2 separate regions of the Homo sapiens genome follow, and region 1 is linked to region 2. The links are chromatin loops, found by intact Hi-C in ENCODE. Cell type or tissue: heart left ventricle. All regions are shown on one strand. Each heading gives the region's core, and the rest is flanking DNA. Links, peaks and the distances in the headings are about the cores only.

Region 1 (11,955 bases), core at 1,435-9,434, 100 kb before region 2:
GCCCAAATTAAAGAGAAAAAACAAAACTCTCCCAAAATCTGAATTTAGTAAAAGTTTGAGATTTTATCCAGAAACCTAAATACAATTATTTTAAGAATGTTCTTAACATCTCTGAGAGTTCATTTTTCTCAAGAAATAAGCCTGGCCGGGCACAATGGCTCATACCTGTAATCCCAGCACTTTAGGAGGCCAAGGCAGGAGGATTGCTTGAGCTCAAGAGTTCGAGACCAGCCTGGGCAACATGGTGAAACCCCAAAAATAGAAAAAGTTAGCTGGGTGTGGTGATGTGCGCCTGTAGTCCCAGCTACCCAGGAGGCTGAGGTGGGTGGATCACTGGAGCCTGAGAGAAAAAAAAAAAAGAAAGAAGACTGTGTTCATTTTCTTTTAGGAATCTATAAGTTGAAAGAAAAAGTTACACTTTTAAAACCTATTTATGCCTAGTGTTCCATTATTGGAACGCTAAGCATGTGGGAGTTATTCATGCCCTACTGCTCAAGGTCATTGCCAAGGTCTGATTTTTCACACATGTCTGCCTCCTGAGGGTACATGTTATCACTTGGTGCACAGAGTTAGTTACTGCTACAGATACTGGCATGCTGGGAGCTTGTCAAAAAGTGATGTGAGTTTTCAGAAACATTTTTGAGTATCCAAAGACAGGTACATATAACTTTACTGCACTACATCCTATACTAGTAATTTTTAAGAAATAACTTCTCTACTAGTTATGCTATTGTGCGGTAAAAAGAAAATACAGAAAGTATTATTATTGCATTAGTTATGGGTTTGACATTTTTCATGTTCCATTTTTGGAACACTAGGCAAAACCACTACCACTAGGACTAATAATACCTTTTTTCCGTTTTAGTCCCAAGATGCCTCGAACACTAAGTTTACATGAAATAACTGACCTTTTAGAGACAGATGACAGCATAGAAGCAAGTGCTATAGTGATACAACCACCTGAAAATGCTACAGCACCTGTTTCTGATGAGGAATCAGGAGATGAAGAAGGTGGAACAATAAATAATCTGCCAGGTTCTTTGTTGCACACAGCTGCGTATCTTATTCAAGATGGCTCTGATGCTGAGTCTGACTCAGATGATCCCTCATACGCACCTAAAGATGACTCTCCTGATGAAGTTCCATCTACGTTTACTGTGCAGCAACCTCCACCATCAAGGAGGAGGAAAATGACAAAAATTCTTTGCAAATGGAAAAAAGCCGACCTAACTGTACAACCCGTAGCAGGTAGAGTTACAGCACCACCAAACGATTTCTTCACCGTAATGAGAACTCCCACAGAAATTCTTGAACTTTTTCTTGATGACGAGGTCATTGAACTCATTGTCAAGTACTCCAACTTATATGCTTGCAGTAAAGGTGTACATCTTGGCTTGACTAGCTCTGAATTCAAATGTTTTCTGGGAATTATTTTTCTGAGTGGTTATGTCTCAGTTCCTAGAAGGCGTATGTTTTGGGAACAAAGAACAGATGTGCATAATGTACTGGTTAGTGCTGCCATGAGACGTGACCGGTTTGAAACTATATTTTCTAATTTGCATGTTGCTGACAATGCAAATTTGGATCCAGTGGACAAATTTTCCAAATTGCGACCTCTCATAAGCAAACTTAATGAGAGATGCATGAAATTTGTTCCAAATGAAACATATTTCAGCTTTGATGAATTCATGGTTCCTTATTTTGGTCGTCACGGGTGCAAACAATTTATTCGGGGAAAGCCCATTCGGTTTGGCTATAAGTTTTGGTGTGGTGCCACCTGTCTGGGCTACATTTGCTGGTTTCAGCCGTATCAGGGTAAAAACCCAAATACTAAACATGAGGAATATGGTGTCGGTGCGTCACTTGTCCTTCAGTTTAGTGAGGCACTTACAGAGGCACACCCTGGACAATACCATTTTGTATTCAATAACTTTTTCACCAGTATTGCACTTCTTGATAAGCTCAGTTCAATGGGACATCAGGCAACAGGTACAGTGAGAAAGGATCACATTGACAGAGTTCCACTGGAATCAGATGTAGCTTTAAAGAAAAAAGAAAGAGGCACATTTGATTATCGAATTGATGGCAAAGGCAATATTGTCTGCAGATGGAATGATAACAGTGTTGTCACTGTTGCCTCATCTGGTGCTGGTATCCATCCCCTGTGTCTTGTCAGTCGTTACTCCCAGAAACTGAAAAAGAAGATACAAGTTCAGCAGCCAAACATGATCAAAGTGTATAACCAGTTCATGGGAGGCGTAGACAGAGCTGATGAAAACATTGATAAGTATCGGGCATCAATCCGTGGAAAGAAATGGTATTCAAGCCCTCTTTTGTTCTGTTTCGAACTGGTCTTACAAAATGCTTGGCAATTGCATAAAACATATGATGAGAAACCAGTGGATTTTCTGGAGTTTCGTCGACGTGTGGTATGCCATTATCTGGAGACCCATGGTCATCCTCCAGAACCTGGCCAAAAAGGAAGACCTCAGAAGCGTAACATTGACTCACGTTATGATGGCATAAATCATGTGATAGTCAAACAGGGAAAGCAAACGCGATGCGCTGAATGTCATAAGAACACAACTTTTCGATGTGAAAAATGTGATGTTGCCTTACATGTGAAGTGTTCCGTTGAATATCACACTGAATAGCAGGTGTCACCACCTCCTGAGATAAGAAACATAGTTTTATACATTATGTACAGTGTAGCAGTGGTTTTGCCTAGTGTTCCAATTTTGGAACGTCACATAACAATGGAACATAATAAATTTTTTTTTCTCTTCAAATTTTTGTTCCTTGAATTTTTCTAGGTAACATATATGAATTTCATGCAAAAATTCAAAAAATTGTAACCTCAGACATAAATGGGTTAAAGATGTTTTCTTAGAGAGCACATTGCCTTCTTTTAAATAACAAAGCTGAGACACAAATGAAGACTAATTCTGCTTCCTGCTCTGCACACACCTTTCATTCTTGGCTCTGGGCATAATTGTCTATATCAGTCTTAATTTACTCCATGAGATCTGCACTCCTAACTGAGGGTATTTCATCTGCTCAGATTTGCCAATTAAGTTTACCCAGATAGACCATAAAAAGGAAGATAAGAAAAGTAAAACACCAAGTATCTCAATTTAGCAAATTAGACTAATCTGTAAGGCATTCTTAGCTGTCTGAAATAGAAAACCTATCATACTACAGAATGCAAACTATATTAAATACCCAGCTTGGTGCCTGAATATATTTTTAAAAATCAAATTGTACTCATTGTGCCTCTGTTGTTGAATTTCTTAAATGGATATTGCAATAGGTAGAGAATGATCTTGAGGTTGAAATGTCACTCTGTATTAAGAATGATTTAACTGTATGATACACAGCTTTTTCCTTACAGACGGTGTAGATTTAAACTGCTCTGTGTACAATGATCCTTGCAACATAAAAATATTACAATAGAGCAGTAAGGTCTGTTTTGAATTTTGAGCACCACGGTAGGTGACCTCCTTGAAGTTTTGGAGAGGGCATGTTTATTTTATTAATATGATCTCAGGCAACTAATATTTGATAATTCCCATTAATATGTGTATTTTGTCCCTTTTGTGTGTTGGTATGGGCAGTTGTGTACATTGATTTGTCTAGTATAAAATGTGTATTACATGATTGTTCAGCCTATATTATGTATAGTTCAAAGAACTGCTAAACTGATTTTACTGTTACTTGGAAAAGTTTGCAGGGGTGTAGTGAAGAGTGAGTTTTGACTTACTTTGCACACTATTAAGGTGGGGAAGGAATCATGTTATTGTACAAAAATGAAGGCAATCTTTCCCTTCTTTAAACCTTAGTCCTGATGTTTTTTTAAGACAACATTTGGATTGAAGTTTTAGAATTTGGTTTGTTCTTGTGCAATTGCTTTCGTTCTGTGGCAGTTAGAGGACCCTTCGCTGGCACTGTGAGAAAAGGGGTGGTACTAGGGAGTTTGGAAAATACTTTTTTGAAGACAGTATTATGTAACAGATAGGAATATAGACTCTGGAACTTGATTATCTGGGTTTGAATCTTTTCCCTTAACTCATTGGTAATCTTGGACAGCTTCCTTTCTTTCTCCCTGTCTGCTTTAATTGTTAAAAAAAAAAGAGAGAGAGAGAGAATAACAATAGTATTGATATGGTTTGGCTTTCTGTCCCCACCCAAATCTCATCTTGAATTGTAGTCCCCATATGTCAAGGGAGGAACCTGATGGGAAGTGATTGGATTATGGGGGCGGTTTCCCCCATGCTGTTCTCACGATAGTTAGTTTTCATGAGAGCTTATGGTTTTAAAAGTGGAAGTTTTTCCTGTGCTTGCACTCACTTCCTCCTGCCGCCTTGTGAAGAAGGTGCCCTTCACCTTCCACCATGATTATAAGTTTCCTGAGGCCTCCCAGCCGTGCCGAATTGTGAGTCAATTAAACCTCTTTCCTTATAAATTACCCAGTCTCGGGTATTTCTTTATAGCAGTGAAAATGGACTCATACAATATAGTATCTCCCTTATTAGGTTGTAAAGATTAAATGAATTAATAAATGTGAAATACTTAAAATAGTGCCCAGTACCCAGTATCACTGTCAGTCATAATTACTATTTGTTTTCTGACCCAATTAAGAAATATGTATGTATGTGTGTATATGTAATCTCAAAACAAAACTTGTCCAGAGCTAGCTGACTTTCCTTAAGGAGGCAGTATATAGCATAGGGGTTAGACACCACGGGCCATGGAGTGAGTGCCAGAGCCTAGCCGAGTAGCTCTGAGGTCTTGTGTATCCACTCACCTGTAAGATGGGGATCACAGCAGTACCTTCTTCATGGGTGATGATATGTATAAGATATTTGGCATACATCAGGCACTCCGTAAGTATTAGCTATTCTTGTTACATGCCCACTAGCTAAAAGTTACCACAAAGATTCCACCAAGGCAGTAAGATGCTTGAAATGAGGGTCTGTGAGAACCGTGAAGGAGGGTGTATAATGAATACTCATACGTATGAAAAGGTGACCTTTCACAAGTAAAGGCAGTTTAACAATTGATATTACAGGTTGACCATCCCTAGTCCGAAAATCCAAAATCTGAAAATTTTTTAGCAACGTGATGCCACAAGTGGAAAATTCCATATTTGACCTCATATGTTGGGTCTCAGTCAAGACACAGTCAAAACTTCGTTTCATGCACAAAATATTGTATAAAATTACCTTCAGCCTATGTGTATAAGTTATATATGAAACATAAATGAATTCGTATTTAGTCTTGGGTCCCATCCCAACATATCTCATTGTGTATATGCAAATATTCCAAAATCCAAAACACTTCTTGTCCCAAGCATTTTGGATAAGGGCTGTTCAACGTATCATAGGCATAGTAAAATCATTAGCTGTTACAAACTTTGTTTTATTGATGTTATGCTTTTGGTACCTTTCATACTTTTTTAAAATAAGCTTAAGGCCCACTTAATGATAAAATATCTATAAAAATATAAGTACAGTATCAATATTGGGAAGAAATGTAATTATTTCTCCTTTGAACACACTAGGGGGCACTAGACATCTGTCTAGGGGACAAACCGTGCAACATGCCCCTTGGTTCTAAGTGTAGGTAGGTCAGGATTGCAGTATGGTTTCTCACAGTTGTATTCTGAGGTAGATGTACCAGATCCTTCTCTTGTATCTCTTTTGTGTCTTCTCTTTTGGCTTGATTTCCAGCCTCCTTGCTGTCCTGGATGATAGGATGTCCTGACTGGAATGTCCTGCTGATCTTGACTGACCAGTATGGAGTGAGCTAGCATGACAGTCTGCTATGCTTGGGGGTTGAACTGAGCTCCTGCTGGCTCAAGACTGCAATAGGTGTTTTGACATTTGTTATTTTTTATTCACATTTAACCTGCAATTAATTAAAATTTCTCAATCTTTTTGTGTAATCTGCCAACTGTTATAGCATCTGAAATTTATGTAGTTTCAAAAGTATAATGTACATACATAATTTCATTTAGTCCTCATAAAAAGTCATTATTTGGCTCATTTTGTGGTGGAGGAGGCAGATTCAACAATGTTACATTATATTTTCTAAAGTTCAGGCCTCCCCTTACCAGTTAAATGCCTGTAATGCACCTCTTTTGCCTACATTCGGTTTTCACTTCTCTGTGGTTATCTTAAATCTGTGTCTGTTGTTGGGTTCTCTTCTAGTGACCACCACTGGAGCCTGAGACGGGCTTTAGGAGTTAGAAAATGCCCTGATGGGTCGGGAATGGTGGCTCACGCCTGCAATCCTAGCACTTTGGAAGGCAAGGCAGGCAGATCACTTGAGGTCAGTAGTCTGAGACCAGCTTGGCCAATATGGCAAAACCCCATCTACACCAAAAAATACAAAACTTAGCCGGACATGGTGGCGCATGCCTGTAGTCCTAGCTATTCTGGAGGCTGAGGCACAAGGATTGCTTGAATCTGGAAAGTGGAGGTTGCAGTGAGCTGAGATCGTGCCACTGTACTCCAGCTGACGTGACAGAGTGAGACTTTGTCTCAAAAAAAAAAAAAAAGTAAAAAAGAAGATGAACAACACACTTACTTTATTTGGGTGCAGCTGTGACTTTTACATGTATAGATTAAAGAAAAAAATGAAAGTGGGAACATCAAAAACACTATTTCCTTCCTAGTAATGTAAATATAGTTTAAGTCTAGACTTTTTTCCCATCATAAGAATTCTTTCATAAGAAGGTGCTTCTTTTGTCCAGCCTTTCCCACCTGGTCCTGGGGAAGCTTGGGAGCAAACTCAGGGCTCCTGGTTCTTTCCATCAGCTGGCGTGCAGAAACCAGGCTCCTTACAGAGGAGACCTACTGGTGATGAACCCAAAAAATGGAGCTCAGACTTAAATCACTCACACAATTTTTATTTATTTACCTTTTTATTGTTCAAAATGATGAGCTTTCCTTCTCCTTATCTTTTTTTTTTTTTGTTATAAGATTCTAAATTAAGAACTTCTCTGATGTTGCAGCCACCCTCATTATGGGTCATTTTTTTGTAGCGAACCTTAACCATTTTTATCCAGTGGACAGAGCTAGGAGCAGTGCTTTAAAGTCATATGGGTAGAAGGAGTAGGAAATGCAGCAAGAGGTAGGCTCTAAATGAGACAGAACAGAAAGTTTCCAGAACCCATTTCTGGATGACCCCATTTGACCATTTTCAAGTCACGCTTCTCTGTCTGTGTCTTCCTTTTCCCTAACCGAATTATGAACTTCATTCATTCATTCAGCACTTAACGGTCTGCCATGAGGAGGCATTATACCAGTCTCTAGTGCTATAAAAATGGCTAAGACAGTGTTTGTCCCCAGGTGGCTTCCAGTCCAGTGGAGGACACTGGTATGGATTTCACAATATGCTACACTTGATGGGCACTGTAGTAGAGATCCCAGGTGTGTCCAAGATGTCACGGGATTGGGAGGGCCCTTGGAAGACAGGACACCTAAGTCTGGCTGGTCATGGGAGGTTTCTGTGCATGGTGGTGCTGCATGAGTGAGGGTTTGAAAGGTCTGCTGAATGTGTGGATATGTAAGGGGAAGGATTTGGGGACAGTACAGGAATGCAGGTGCACAGAGATGAGGAGGCTGCATACATGGTATGGCACGGTGGTAGCTAGCTGTGTCTTTCCACTTATTTATTTTGAACATCCTTGGAATGCTGAAAATTCTTCTAAAATAAATTAACTTTAAATGGCAGCAACTAGCTTTCAGGGTTCCATTGATGCGGCACCCTAATAGGTTACAACTGGGGGAAGCATTGTTCCTGGTGTCGTTCAACTGGTTGTGCTGGGTCTGAGTTGCTTCTGACAGATGATTATTGCAGTCTCAGCCCCAGGCCCCACAGCCTGGGCCAGATTCTCATTCCTACCTGAATGTAGGGAAACCAGGGAGTGTTTTCTCTGTCTGCATCTGACTGGAATTGTAGGTTTATGTTTGTTCCCAGCTTCTCTTGTAATTGGCTGCCAGTGGAGTTGACAGCAGGCTGAATCTGGCAGTTGTGTGAGGAGCTAGAAACACAGCCAGTGAACACCATGCCCACCACTTCGTTTTATGTGGCTGCAGCTGTGACTATTACGTGTGTGGATTTTTTAAAATGAGAGAATAGAGAACATGAAAAAGTTATTTGTTTTCTAAAAGGGTAAATATTGGACTATTTACTGCCCCCTTCTGCTTTTTCTCAGTTAACTGGTCTACTTTTTGAAATAACAGAATTTAGACATTTTGAGGTCATTTCTAATTTTTAAGATTTCAGCTCACTTGGCCCAGATTTTAATTCTTACCCACTCCCTACCAATTTTAAGTCAATCTGTATCTATTTTTGTTACTATCATGTAAAAGACTGCCATACTTAATGACAGTTTACTATTTACAAATTTGTGACAGAATTTTTAAATTGAGATATTCCAGCAGGTACCATCTGAAGACTAGGTATCTTTACTCCTATGGTGAGCACATTATTCATAATAATTAACTGAGCATCCATTTGATGAGCTATCATAGTTTCTGTTTAAGTATACATGTTCAGGTAGTTCTGTTAAACAGAGTACGTTGCAATATGCACATTGCATTGGGCCACATACGTAACTTGCTTTCTCTTCTTTCAGTGAACATAGTAATAGTATCTGCTGCAGGGTTGTCGTGAGGATTTCAGAAAATGTATGTGGTTTTATATAATACTATAGTAGTTTATTAAGCACTTCCTAATCTAGGTTCTGTGCTAAGGTGCTTTATATGTGACACCTTATTTAATCCTTCCCAGAACCCAGTGAAGTAGGTGCTGCTGTTCTCCCCATCTCAGTGGAGGAAACTTAGATGCTGATGAAGTTAAGTTACTTGCTGAGGGTTCATGAGCTAGTAAATGGCACCAGGATTTGACTATAGCTAGTCTGAGCTCAGACTTTTGTGCCTGGGCCTGCACTTCTGCATATGTCAAACCCAGGATGTTTATATACAGAATCCTTTATATCTGCTGGCCAGACAGACTACTCAGCCTGCCAGACTACAGTACAGGCTGGTTAGACATGTTAAAGAGAGCCCTTAAAGTCTCTTGGCAGCGTCTGGGATGAGGAAGGCACGTTTCTGTGTATGTGCAGATGAACCTGGTTCTCCCCCTTTCCCTAGTGTGTTGTGGTGTACTTGTCGGCCCCATCTTTAGCTGTGCTGCTTCAGTGGACCCTCATCAGATGGTCAGGTCTATTTTGGCTACAAGTCACATGAGGAAGTATTGCTTATGTAACAGAAGAATCTCTTCGCCTGAGCTCTGTATGCATGTGGTTTTATAACCATGATATTTTCTGTCTTTAATATGTGTATAATTCTACTGGGGCAATTTGTCTTCACAATGATACAAATACTTGCAGGCAATAATGATTTTCCCCACCACTTTTAGTCATCCTTTAGCCAAACTGAATAAATGTTTGGCCCTTTTCATCTTTCTTTATGAAGCGGAAGGCACTAGAATGCAATCGTTTCTGTAGTGGCTTATGTGGTTTCCTAGGTGCTGAGTTCTGTGGCGACAAGATGCCTGTATATTTTAGGAGGGAGGGAGGAGGAGGAAACTGAATCTTGTCGATGCAGAGTGATGTGGTGGGAAATTTAGCAGCCACAAAGATTGACTGGCTAAGTCTAAGGAAATGGTCATCATATATCAATAAAGTTTAAAAAGTGATACCCTGTATATAAAATATTTAATGGCCTTGTGCCAAACTTCAAAAGGCAATATATTCTGGTGTTTTTATTTCTCCTTCTGTAAAATTATCTTGGAGAAATTGCAAAGTGAAGTATGTTTAAGTGGCTGTGATTCTTCCAAGGTTTATGTTATCCACAAGTTTGCTAAATACAAGTATCCTTTGTTATGCAGAAGTTTGGCTCTGCGTTCATAGTTTTGATACCGAGGACTCTCTCATTATGTAAACTCCTCGACTGCTGAATTTCAGAGTGAGTAGCAAGAATTCAGATATGTGTATCAGGAAAGTGTATATATATCAAGAATTCAGATATGTGTATCAGGAAAGTGTATATATATCTGTTCAGTTTCTAAGTTTTGATAGTAAGGGATACCTATATGCCAGGGCTTCTTGGCTTTGACATTATTGACATTTGAGACTTGATAACTTTTTACCGAGGGGTTTGGGGGCTGTCCTGTGTGGTGTAGGATGTTTAGCAGCATACCTGGACTCACCTGCAAGATGCCAGTAGTAGTATATCCTCCCGACTCCTTCCACAGTTCTAACAACCAAGAATATCTCTGGGCATTGTCAGATTACCCCAGGGTGGGGTTGAAGGGACAGAATTGCCCCCTGTCAAGAACGATTGTTGTACACCATTGCATTTAACTAAATTTGTAAATAACATGAAACCCAGAAGACTTTTATAGCCACCTAGAGATAATTCATTTTGTCCATTGCATGGAGATAATTTTTAAGGAAAAAAAATACCAGTGGAGAAGAAGAGATTGCCTTTAGAAGTTAAGCACAAAAAGGACATTAAATTTTTTTATAAAAAGTATCACTTATTAAACTGTTGTTAGATGATAGCTATTTCCTTAGACTTGGCCATATACTGCCTCTTCCATTTGCTGTTCTTCTCTGGAAATGACCAACAGTGCTTCATTGATCTTATTTATAGGTCCTTTACTACCGTGTAGTGCAATTTCAGATAACCAGTTCTTGTTGATCACAAGTAAATTTCAGCTAGCCCTTCCTTTTGTTACCTTGAAGAGTTGAAATTTTCAACAAGGCAAGAGTTTATCAGAGGATGTGCTTTAAGGTCCACCAGTAGCTACCTACATACTAGCATTGGGCTCTGTGTGGTTTTGTAATGGATACTGGACAACACACCATACCTTTGGCCAGGCAGCATGTGTAGTATTACCCTTTCATTTTCTCTTGCCTTCCCTCGGACATTCTCTCTTACTCTTGCATAGTCAGTGGCAGATAAATGCCTTATATGTGTTGCTGCTCTTACTCGCTTCCTATGAGTTTTTTTTTTATTGTAGTTTGAAAGCATTTCTCTGTATTATTGTTTTATTCCATTTCCACCATTTTGTGAAATTCAGAGCATCAGTTGCACCATGCTGAATGAAAACATCATCTTTTTATTTTGAAAGTGAATAGAATTTGAGGCTTTTTTTTTTTCCCCACTCACGACAACTAGAGTCCATTATAGTTATGTAAATGCAAAATTAGTCTGGTTAAATGGGTGCACCTTCTCCACAACCTTGGTGTATTGCTAAGACTTTCAGATATTTAGATGAAATATATTTCCTTCTGAAATATAAGTGTTCACCTTATTTTATATCTGAAAGTATCATATTACTAAATTTGTAACTTAGATTTTATTCAGTGAACACATTTTTTTGAGTGGTAGCACTATCAGTGCTTGTATATTGCTGATGCCTCTTCCCCCAGTTAAGTAATCAGTAATGTGAACCTGATTCAGTGATTTTGACCCCAAATTTGCTTTATGTTTAAGGGGCTTTGTTGTTTTATGCTGTGACTATCATATCTTTAGAACAGAAATAGTAATTATAAATCTATTTTTTGTTACATAGTATTGCGGTTGTGAAGACACTCAATTATATTGAAATTTTTACTGAATCTTTTCTAGGACTAATTTCATGTCTTACGAACCAGCAGAGAAATTTTCCCTTAGGGTATGCCAGAAGAGGAGCAAGTAGTTTTGATAATGAAATGAGACCTTAAAGAAATATTTCTAGAGCAGCTATAATAATTTACATAAGAAATGAATTGAGATGGCTGGAGAAGAGAATTGTTTTTCCTCTTTGAATATCAGTGTTTTGGGTAATAATGGCAGCATTAACCTAAGAGACCGTTCTAATTTGCCTGTTTTTTCTTGTACATTATCAGGAGCTATCTTTTTAAATCTGTCTTGTGATCAAAATAATGGAAATGTG
Region 2 (11,955 bases), core at 2,117-10,116:
CGGCTTTGACCCGTCCAGATGCATTTCCCCTGGGCTCCCTGCAAGCCAGTTTCCTGGCCTCAAGCCTGGCCTGGGGGTGGCCTGTGGGGGAGAAGCCACGAGGGCAGCAGCTCTGGCTCCAGGGCTGTTTCTGAAGGAGCCGGGGTGGGCGTCCCAGCAGCCAGCATGCAGGTGGCACAGGGTGGGTGCTCTGTGTTTCCGGGTGATCTAGCAAGCCCCAACTCCTTTCCTCTCCCTGTTCCCCTCACTCCTTTACTGCTTGTTTCTTGTTTATTTCTAAGGGTAAGTCAGGTAAGGGCTCTGTTCTCAAAGGCCCTGATCTGGGGAGACAAGGTGGAGAGACAGGCTCTCCAGGAGCCATGGAGAGGCAGGGAGAATGCCCGTTTTGGGGAGGGTCTTAAGGGACAGAGCTGGATGCCTAGGAGGCAGGTATCCGAAACGGCACTACACTCACTCTTCCACACTCATCAGTGGGGCAACACTGGAGGCCAGCGTTGTCCCCAGAAACGCTCCTGTCGTCTGAGCTGGCCTTGAGAGCTGCACAGACTTTGCTAGGCCCAGGAGGGACTCTAGGAGGAAGAGAGCATGGGCAAGGAGGGCACTGCTGGAATGAGTGATGAGCCAGGGCTCATCACAGAAGGCCAGGAATGGGAACAAGGCAGTTGGATTTTATTCCACAGGCAACAAGGTAACATAACCCATGGGAACTACAAAAAGTCCAAAGGAGAGGCAAGTAAGACACCCATGATCGCACCACTCAGGAGCGACTGTAATTAACATCTAGATCTATTTCCTTCCAGTCTTTTTTCTTATAGTTTTTCATGGTAGATTATAGTTTATCTATCTGTATATTTTCATTTGATGTCTTAATCCAATCATTTTCCCCTTTGAAGAGTTCTTCGGATCACATAATATTGTATCAAGTGGGTGTATCCTAATTTACTTAACATCAATTTCCCAGCTTCTTCTGTTATAAATAACCCCTCTGGACATTTCCATGCATGAAATCTTTCTCCCCTCTCATTTTACATCAGTTTCTTGCAAGACTTCCCAGGTCAGAGGCCGTTCACCTTCCACCTCCCTGCTTGCATGACAGCAAGCTTTTCTTGCACCTGTGTCTTATTTCTCAAGGGCACGATGTGTAGCTTTTCTTCTTCTCTTTTGGGAGTGAGGGCTATGCTCATGGCAGGAGTGCTGTGTCCCCAGGTAAAATCCACAAATTCCTTGGATCTACCCCAGAGTCAGAAGGAGGGAGCCTCCTCTTGGCCAGAAGCATGCCTCTGGCCTCCCAAAGCTGGCTAACTTTTGATGTCACCCAGATGTAAGACAGTGAGGGTCTGGACCTTCTGGACTAGAGGGGTCCAGGGGTGAGGGGAGCAGTGTCATGGAGCACCCAGGACCTACCAGACACCACTCCTGGTGCTTCTGTATGCCTCATTTCAGAGGAGTCTCCTCCAGCCTATCTGGCTCATTTACAGGTGTGGGGAGATCACGGTTGGGAGGACTCCCAGATACCTCACACACAGGTGCTGGGGGGCTGGGAGCTGTCAGCCACATCCCTTTGTCACTCTTTTGGTGGTGCCCAAAGCAGAGCATCTGGATCAGCACACGGTCAAATACCTTTCACTTTAAAGATGTTTCTATTTAGAAATAACTTCAAACTTACGGAAAAGCTATGAGAGTGGCAGATAACTCCCATGAGCTTTTGATCCAAATTCACCAACTGTTTATGTTTTTGTTCCATTTATTTTACCATTTGTATTCTCTCCCCTCTCCCTTCCCCTTCTTTCCTCATCTCTCCTCTCCTCTCTTTCTCCCTCTCCTCCCCTTCTCCTCTTCTGTCTTTCTTCTCCTCTCCTCTCTCTCTCTCCAGACACATATACATGCACGCATGCATACACAAGTACACATTTTTTTTTCCCCAAACGTTTGAGAGTAAGTTGCAGGTATCATGCCCCTTTGCGCCTAAATATTTCAATGTTTTTCCAAGGCACAAGGGCGATCTCTTAGAGAATCGCAGTACAGTTATCAAAACCAGGAAACTTCACATTGACACAACACTGATCCACATTCACACTTTGCCAGCTCTTCCCACACTGTCCTTAGCAGCTCTCCTGCCTGCCTGTCCAGGCTCCCATGCTGCATTCGGTCATCTACCCCTTTAGTCTCCTGCAGCTGGGATAGTCCCCCGCCCTTCCTCAGCCTTCATGACATTCACAATTTGGAGTTCACAGAATGTCTCTTGGTTTGGGTCTGCCTGATGTTTCCTCATGCTCTGGGTGAAGCATCTGTAGCTGATCACATCAGGAGGGGCACATCTGTCCCGAAATCCCTGGGTAGGGTGGTCGACTCCAGGCCCTGCGAATGTAAGCTAATTTTAACGCCTTTGAGCTCAGTAAGTAATTTGTGGGGACATCTTTCTGAGATTATGCAAGTATCCTATTCCTCATCCAACTTTTGCCCAGTGTTTTAACCTCATTGATGAGTTTTGCCTGAATGCATTATTACTATGAGGGCTGCCAAAGGATTTTCTGACTCTGTCACTCCTACATTTATTATCGGCATTTACTGGAAGGAAGAGCTGCTCCTCCTTATTTATTTCCATCAGAATGGACTCATGGAATTTTGTTTTATTCACTAGATTATAATCCATTAGCCTCATCATTTATTTTGATGCTCAAATATTCCTAGTCTTGGCCAGGAGCTGCTGTGAGATAGTGCTGGTGGCCTTTTGACAGGCTCCCATTGCCTTTGGCCATGTCCTCACCTCCTGGCACAGCTCCTTGTGTACATTCCGTATCCTGGCTGGAATCAGACCTCCTTCTGAGAAGTCCTGTCCTTCCCTCCCTTCCTCCCTCCTCCCGATTTTAAACTCTTCATTCTGAAATAATTTCAAACTTATGTAACATTTGCAAGCCTGGCCCCTGTTGCAGTGGGGAATATTATTTAGAAGCCAGTGAGCCCTTTTTGTGCACGTTGCTATTGGAGTATCATTTGTACGATGTGTTTATTTTATATTGATCCTTGTGTGCATAAGAATACTGAGTTTATCATAGTGCTACCAAGTGTCCATTTAAATTACACTTTTGGTTACCAAAGTGAGGCAATTGACAGAAAAATGTGAAGTCAATAGTAGATCTTAGATACAAAGATGGAATGTGGCTGAAATTAGAGAATATGAATGAGTAAAATCAAGAAAACCTGGGCCACATCGTGCTGGACTTGGGTCTGAACACCAATGGGCCCTTTGGCATCCTCACAAACCACTGAATGCCCAACCTTGTGAATATTGCCTTGGGCTATGAGAAGTAGCTCATCCATGCCAAGGCATATGAGTTTAATACTCTCAGCAAGCCTGTGAGGTTTACCAGTATTACTGCTATTATACAGATGGGGAAACCGAGGCACAAAATGCCAATCAATGAGGCGGGGCACCTTGGTGCTCTAGGAACTCAAATCTATAATGGCAATCAGGGACATTGTTCTCTGGGTTCCTACTTTGGGGTATGGGATGTCAGACTGCACAAAATTGAAGATTTTTTCTATTGCTAATATTCAAAGATAAAATGTTTATTGGGGTTGTCTTTCCATTGCAAATGTGCACTGGCTTGGAAGCAATGACTTGCTCATTCAGTTTGTCTGAAAGGGAATTTGTGGGTACGGTCATGTGTTGATTAATGATGGGGATACATTCTGAGAAATGCATCATTAGGTGATTTTGTTGTTGTGTGAACATCATAGAGTGTACTTACACAGACCTAGATGATATAGCCTACTACACACCCAGGCTACACACTTGTACAGGCTTTTACTGTCCTGAGTAGAGCAGGTGATTGTAACACAATGGTAAATATCTGTGTCTCTAACCGTATCTAAACATAGAAGAGGTGCAGTAAAAATATGGTATTAGGCTGGGCTCAGTGTCTTATGCCCTGTAAGCCCAGCACCGTGGGAGGCTGAGGCAGGTGGATGGCTTGAACCCAGGAGTTTGAGATTAGCTTGGCAACACAGCAAGACCCCGTCTCTACCAAAAAAAAAAAAAAAAAAAAAGATGAGCTAGATGTAGTGTTGCACACCTGTAGTCCTAGCTACTTGGGAGGCTAGGTGGGAGAATCACTTGAGGCCTAAGCTGGGGTCAATTTGGTTCCTCTCATGTGGAGCTGAATCAATTGTCATTTATACCAAGTCATATGAATTTAATGTTCTCAGCAGGCCTAGGAGATTTATACCATTATTATTACTATTATACAGCTAGGAAAACGAAGGCACAAAAAGGCCACTCAGCTGGTAAGAGCCTGAGCCAGAGTTTGAATCCAGGCAGTGTGGCTGCAGGCATCCTGTTTAGCTCCCATCCATTTGGCACCTGGTGCAGAGTTAACACGGGGAAGCACACAGCTCAGTGCCTGGCTCCTGGTTGTGTTACTCGTGGCCACGAGGTAAGGAAAAGGTAGGACCACCTGGAAGGCAGAAGTGGTTCTTGGTTGGCCAGTAAAGCTTTGCCTGTGAGGCCAGAAGTGGTGTGCAAGGGCTGGGGCACAGGCAAAGGGAGCTGGGGTGCAGGGCAGGGTCAAATGGGGATGGTCATACTGAGCCCCCTCTGATGCTCTCCACTGCTCTGCAGCTGCCCTTGGGGCTGTAGCGTCTGCCCCAGTGTCTGGCTGCCCCAGACATCACCGCCAGCCAGCCCAGGTGGCTGAGGAGTGTGAGACACAAAGTGGACTTCCAGGACATTGGCTGAGTCTTCCCACCACCCATCAAGCTACCGAATCAATTACTGCAAGGGTTGGTGTGTCTTCCCAGTGGGCCACAAGACCAATGCCTCCCATCACACCTCCTTCATGTCCTTCTTCTCTCACTTCAAGGTGAACCCTGACATCTCCAACCCCGCTTATGTCCCCAACAAGCTCAACTCCACCAGACTCCTTTACTTGGACTCACAGAAGATGGTCTTGCTGAGGGAGTATGCAAACAGAGCGCTGGAGAGTGTGGCTGTGGGGAGGGTCCCGCCCTGGCATGAGCTTCTCTTGACTTTTCATGACTGCTGAGTAGGGTGAGCAGTGGGAATGGTGTGGGAAGAAATGATATCCACTTGGGAACTCAGAGCACTAGATCTCATTTAATGATGACATTGAAGTCCCTGTATGATCTTGGGTGAGGCATAGACTCTCCCTAAGCCTCGGTTTATCCATCCTGGGAATGGTGCTGGCTGAGGGGAGGTATGGGGGCCAGCTTAGGGGGGACTATTGCCTCCTGTGTTATTCTATTCCATAAAACATACAGCTGGGTTCCCCAGGGCAACACTGGCCCAGCACAGAGACAGCCGTTGGTATTTATTGAATGAATAACGAACGGATCAGAGGCTTCTCTTGTCATTCTTTTTCTTTTTAACTCTTTTTTTCCACTTAAAGCCCAGTGTGATCATATTTAGCTATTTCTCTCACAAGGCGATGTCCTGTTTTTTTAAAGCAGGAGGAAGAGTTTTATAGCTTTCTTGCCTTCCCCCACCTCCTTCCCAGCTTAGGTCCAGAAGTCCTGGTTTGCGGGCAGAACCTAAACTCTCCTGGCTGGCTGACTGGGAGATGGTGGAATTGGTCAGCTTTAGCAGGTGATCAGCAGTGGAATTTATAAAGCTTAGGGAAGCAGGTCACTGGCAGAGCTGAGACCCTGCACAGCTGGTGGCCAGTGGCACCTGTGTTTCTGTACCACTGGGACAGAGTGGTGGAGAGAAAAACCTTTTTGATCTTCACTCTTCTTGACCACCCTCCTGGAGCCCAAGTGAGACCATTTGAGATCTAATGAAATCAGAACAAGAGCCCTGCCGTGCCAGTAAGCTACCACTCTCAATCAGGTAGTGGAAAGAGAACAACTTCCTCTGTTGTCCATTGTGGATGTGTGGTATTGCTTAGATTAAAGTGAAGCAAACCCATCCATCCATCCTTCCATCCATCCATCCATCCTTCCATCTATCCATCCATCCATCCATCCGTCCATTCATCCATCCATCCAAATTATGGAGAAGACATTGAAGATGATGTTTATAGCAAGATGTTCAACAACACTGTTTGATTCAAAAAGCTGGTCACAGAAGTCTTCACAATATGATCCTATTTTTGTTTACAACTATTTGTATAGAAAAAACACCAGGCAGAAATTCATTACAGTCAACACTGGAAAGCTTTTCTCTCATTAGTGAGATCATGTGTGGTTTTTATTCTCTTCTTATTTAGCTATGTTTTCTACATTTTCTTCAGTGAAGATATATAATTTTATTTAAAAGAAAAAACGTAACTGATTTAAAAAGAGAGCAGATGTGTTCTGTGTGTTCTTTGGATCTGACTGGGAGACAGGGGTGTCTGTGGGGGAAGGTGGGGACAGCCAGGCAGGGGCATCTTCAGGCTTCATTTGCCAGGTCCTGGTGGGCTCCTGCCTGGCATGAATGAGGTTCTGGTGACCTCTGAGGCTTCTCCTAACTCAGGGTTCCTAGATCAACCTAAGGTGCCATTCAAGGACAGTCTCTCGGTGCCCTGCAGACCTGGGGTGCGGGGAGGTGAAGACAGTCCCATCCCAGCCCTCTGTGAACCGAGGATATGTTCAAAGTCCTGCATTTGAACCTGGCTCTGTCCCTGGCCACCCAGCTGTGTGACCTTAGGAAAATTCCCTCACCTCTGTGAGTGGCAGGCTTCTTATCTGCAAAGAATGGGAAATACCACGTCTCTTAAAGGGCTTATGGGGGAATAAATGGCACAGTAAGCAAATAGAAAGCAAGAGACACTCATCTCTAGTGAGGAGATGAGACAAACACTAGTTCACATAAAAGCCAGCCAAGAAGATGGTGTGGGGCTGGGCTGGGAGCACCCGGGAGCTGGTTTTGCCAGCACTCCTCTGCAGTGCCCAGGCCTGGCAGTGCCCAGGCTGGGCAGAGTGCCCAGGCCTGGTGTTAGGAACATGTCTGCTACTTAATAAAGATAAGGGGGAGGTAACAGGACCGCAGGAATGAATCTATAAAAGCACAGGCTGCTGGCAGCAGCAAAATGGGAATAAACTCCTTAGTGCACCTGCAGAGCCCTCTGTCCCATCACTACGCAGGTGCCCCCACAGCAGGACAACCCTGGGAATGCCTGGGACCCTCTGGCCTGGCAACAGTTTGTTGATTGAATAGATAGAAGCACATACAAGACCCACTTTCTCCCAATAACCCCAGGACCATAATTAGGAGCCAGATAAGCCCGCTACTTGCCTCAGCTCCCCTCTGGTTTTTTGTGTGCCCGGGGCCGGCCCCAGGCTGAGCCAAGGAATCCCAGAGAGGGGCATCTGCCACTTCCTCCTGGGGCTGTCTGGGCTCTCTAGGGTCAAGGACAGTGAGTAAGGAGCCCGATGTGGGTCTGCAGAGCCCAGCTTCACCTGCAGCAGTCTCAAAGGTCCTCCCACCTCCTCTGCTGCTGACACAGCCTCCCCCAATCCTGCCATCTAGTGCTCCTTTGATGATGGTGAATTCTGAAAGGAGCCCCACCTGCAGACCTGGGGAGGGCCACAGGGTTTAGAAGACTTTCTGAGAAAACACACCGGTGAAGTCCAGCTGTCCTGCTGGACGCGCTCCTGGACTGTGTGGCTTTCTTGCAGATTTCTTTCCCCTTTCTTCCCTCTTTGGTGTCCCAGGTTGTTTTGTCCTCCCCTAATCCCTTCCTAAGTAGAAACAAAGACTCAAAAAGCCAGGAGCCTGAATGCAAGATGGGAATAAAGAGGTTGAAGAGCCAGGGATGCAGGAGGGCAGGAAGGAGGAAGGCCCTTGGGGGGAAGATGGGTGAGACAGGCCCTGCTGGGGTTGGCAAGGAGAGGGTCTCTCTTCTTGGGTAGCCAGAGAATCAGTGCCGGGTGCTACCTCACCCAACTGGTGGAGCTCTGATGTTCCTGCCGCAAGGACTTTCTGGGGGAATGGGGCCTTGGGGGCTGTCTCCCACCCTCACCAAGACTAAAAGGGCCGAGGCAGTTGAGACTGTCATGTGAGTGGACACACAACCACTGCCACACAAGAAATTGGGAAAAACATCTGTGTCACAGATGACAAATGGAAGATGAAAGCCTTATGACATTAAAAGCTCTCACAAGCTATGAACCTTTCAAAAAGAAAACAGGCGGAGAAGAGGAAGTCCCCCCACCTTGGCCCGGCACAAACAACTTAAAAAAATACAATATAGTCAATATATGTATGATAAACTGTTTTAGCCTGTAAAAATGGAAAAAAGAAAAAACCCTGAGATAAAACAAAATGCCTTTTTGTGTGGCTTGTCAAATCCAGGCACCTGGCATGTGGAGAAATTCCACCATCCCCGAGGTCCTCGGGTTTTAGATTGCTCTCCAGGAGGGCAGACATCCTGCCCTGGTGGCGGGCTCAGAGCCAAAGGCAAGGCCGATAAATAAGTGATGGGATTTCTGGGCACAGAGAGGCAGCTGGGATTACGGTAAATGAAACCTGAACATCGAGGCTCCCACTCACCACTGGACCTGCACAGGTGGATACTCCAAATGATCTCCTTTTGTGCACCCTCACTATAGTTTCATTATGGTCCATTAAACAGCAATAATTAAAACAAAATATATTGGATTTGTTTATCCTGGACTTTGCAAGGAAATGAGATTTGCAACGGTGTTGGTGCACAGTTGAGGACTACAGGACTTGTAATTAGCAGGGTAATTAAGGAGGTGTCGCCTTTTTACTGCAACGGTGAACTTCTCAGGGATAATGAACTCTCCTGGTGGAGGGGAGTCCGGCTGGGGGTAGCCATGGGGACCAGGGGCTGCCTATTGCTGGTCCAGCCAGTAGGGGAGCTGGGGCTCATTTACGTAACAAAATGCTGCATGCCAGGTGCTGTTCTAGAAGCCAGGGTGCACCGTGGAGCTTGCATGAGAGCACTGAGACAGACACCAAGCATGTGCCAATAAAGCATTTGAGAAGGACTTAACAGCTAAGCAGGAAACCAAAGCAAGAATAAAGGTGGAGAGTAGTGGGGACGAGAATTGGGCTTCTTTCGTCTCGGAAGTCTTCTCTTGAAGAGAAGACTTTAAGCCGAGATTAGGATGAAGTGAGGGCCAGAGTCTTGAAGGCCACCCAGGGGCAGCTTTCCAGACAGTGGGAAGGGCAAGGACTGGTGGGAAGGTGGGTGATGGTGTCTGGCCAGGCTGGAGTGGGAACGGGGTACAGGAATGGGTTTTCTCCCCGACTGCCCCCGGTGTGATGCAGAGTGTGAGGACACCCCAGTGACCTCTTGCTCTCTACCCCCTGACACAGAAGGCAGACCTTGTCCCCACTAATTTATTCAATAAAGGCCCTCTCTCCAGGCTGTGTACCTCAGGTGGAGCTAGAGGCAGAGGCACCTGGGAGGACATATTCTTGAGTTGGAGTTGTGAGGTCCAGGGCACATCTCCAGCTTCACCTGTGGTGCCCACCTAAAGGAGAAGGGGTGCCCAGCTACTGTGGGGCTAGGGAGGTAGAATGAACTCCATCATCTGTCCCTTCATCCATCCATTTTTTCATTCCTCCTTCCTCCTTCCATCCACCCACCTATCCATCCATTCTCCACCCAGCAGGCATTTGCAATTTCTGATACCCCAGGCTGTTCCAGGGCCTTAGTAGGAGCAGGAACACCCAGATTGGCCCTGGCTCCTGCCATCCACATGAAGCTCTCTCCAGCGGAAAAGGAGCTACTCCGTCTGCAGTTTGGTGCCACCTGGTGGCAGCTGTTGGCTCTGGCTGAAATCAGTGAGGATGATTCTGGGCTGGGTGGCTCTGTGCAACTTCAGGACAGCAGCAGCTGTTTCAGAAAGTACCAAGTAGGTTAATGCCTCTTCTCAGCCCAGTCTGAGGAAGTTGAGCTGGGAGAATGTTGGGGATGCAGAGACCCCTCCCTGCCCCCACTTCCCTTTTCCCACGATTGGTGGCAGGCTACCTGGCTTCCCACTGTTTCCCCTGTGCTCCCTCGGAGGCAGTGGTTACTACTCTGAATTTACATTTTTATGGAGTTTATAGTTCTGTCCAGTGACCCAGAAAGTATGGCCACTGAGGAGTCTCTCTGTAGGGCTGTAGGCAGAGAGCCCCATCTGCTGCTGACAGCCCTCTGAGACCGTGGGAGGAGCCAAGCGGGTTCAGGGGAGGCTCTGAGGACCACCATATGCCACATGCTAGATGACCCTGCCTGGGAGAAACAGCCAGCAGCCTTGACCTTGACTCCTTTACTATCTGAACTTGTGAGTATCTTTTTTCCTGGCCACGGAAAACAGACCCCTGACCTCATGACTGATTGTCCTAGGACCTGCCTCTACAGGCTTCCAGCTCCACCCCAGAGACCTTTAGCTTTGGGCTACCTGCTTATGACCTCTTCCCCCAGCCAGCCTCTTTACTGAAGCATCTATCTGGAGGCTCAGGGCTTTCCTACAGACCTCTGTCCCTGGCCTGGGTCCTCACATAAGTGTCCAACATCCCAGGCCGTCCCTGAGACCCTGCCTGGCTCTAACTTTGCCACCACTGACTAGAGTGGCTGACTCAGAGGCCTCTGGGATTTGCATGATGGATGTAGTTTTCCACATGGAGCTGTGCTCGTGGGTGTCTCACCACCCAAGAGGATGGGCCACTTGGTTAAGGAGGGGGAGCTGAAGGTTGCTCAAGGTGGAAGTGAAGATGAAGAGAAAAATACTTGCATGCCAATGGTCACTGATGGGCTTTCACAGAAATAGGAAGGACTGTGAGTAATTTGAGGCATCTGCAATATGCTTATTCTTTGATCAGATCATGTATCTACTGAAAATTTATTTTAAGAAAATAACAAAAATTAGCCCAGCAAATTTTTGTATTTTTTGTACAGATGGGGTTTTGCCATGTTGTCCAGGCTTGTCTGGAACTCCTGGGCCTGCCTCAGCCTCCCAAAGTGCTGGGACTACAGGCATGAGCCACCTCCCACTGCTAGTTTTAATTTTTTGTCTTATGTCCTTCGTTAAAATTTTTTTAAACATTTAATTCATTGATTGATTGATTTTCCTTTAGACAACTTTTTCTGAAGAGCATAATAAAAGGAAAGTCAGCCATAAACAAAGCACTTAAAAAATACATTCAGGGATTATAAGTTCAGCTGCCTTCAGACAAGAGACAGAAAGTATCCTTGTGTGAGGGGTGAGATATTCCAAGGGACCAGAACCTCCGCCAGATGCATTCCGTGCAATTGTTTTCACATTTTAGAAAATACAAAACGACTCTAATACTGACACTGGCCAAACAACTCAATGCTCCCACTGGCTGGACAGCCAGAAGGTAACCTTTGCCTAAAGTAAGAAATGAGGGTCCCCTTCCCTTCACCCCTTCTGCATTCCTACCCCCCAACTCCAAACACAATTTCCTGGTTAAAGGGGCGAGGACATGAGAGCCAAGGCAGGTGCTCCTGGGAGAGCCATTGCAGGGAATGGGGAGTAGGCATTACTTGGACACAGCAGAGTTTAGCATAGATGTTGCCAGACAGAGTCTGGACCTGGGTGGGGACAGGCAGGAGGAGAAGGAAAAGGGGGAAGAGGGACAGAAGGGAGGGGAGAGGGAAAGGGGTGAGGAGAGAGGGAGAGGGAGTGGGAGGGAAGGGAAAGAGGAAGGGAAGGAGGGAGTGGAGGGGAGAGTAGGGAGAGAGGGTGGGAAAAAGGGAAGAGGAGGAGGAGAGAGAAAAGGAGGAAGGAGAGAGAGGGAGAGAGAGAAAGACGGGGGGCATTTCAGGAGTGAGGACAGATATGCAGATGTGGAAGGGCTGCCCCCCTCCTCTGTTTTCTGAAAGGCTGTCACAGTTGCTAACCACCACCATCAGCTGTGGAGAATGTTACCATTTCACACAGTAGTTCTTCCATGATGGGAATCCTTTTGGCTTTGCAGATGGGAAAAATGATGCTCAAAAAGCTAAGACAACCAAAGAGCTGGAAAGCAGCAAT

What was found. A loop is a pair of places that touch in the nucleus more often than their neighbours do. Peaks named below come from ENCODE experiments on the same cell type or tissue, not always from the same donor. Only the 100,000 strongest peaks of a DNase experiment are listed, where the experiment ranks them.
Region 1: a loop joins it to region 2, with 4 times the contacts of the local background. A loop is called at or near these places in 89 of 110 quality-filtered maps.

Annotation. Positions count from the first base shown.
Region 1 is chr10:49,506,032-49,517,986 of GRCh38, reverse strand. The region is part of intron 5 of ERCC6 (ERCC excision repair 6, chromatin remodeling factor); the gene reads left to right. PGBD3 (piggyBac transposable element derived 3) reads left to right here. Exons shown (of 2, transcript NM_170753.3): 2 at 866-2,882. The coding sequence starts at 873. The coding sequence ends at 2,654. Among named protein-coding and RNA genes, the nearest start is that of PGBD3, 12 kb to the left of the region's middle. In heart left ventricle, for the core only: a CTCF peak has its summit at 5,565 (motif pointing right); no DNase peak of the experiment used is centred there.
Region 2 is chr10:49,405,511-49,417,465 of GRCh38, reverse strand. No RefSeq gene overlaps it. Among named protein-coding and RNA genes, the nearest start is that of DRGX, 15 kb to the right of the region's middle. In heart left ventricle, for the core only: CTCF peaks have their summits at 8,869 and 9,727 (motif pointing left); DNase peaks (open chromatin) are centred at 4,700, 6,895 and 9,715; H3K27me3 peaks cover 999 bases.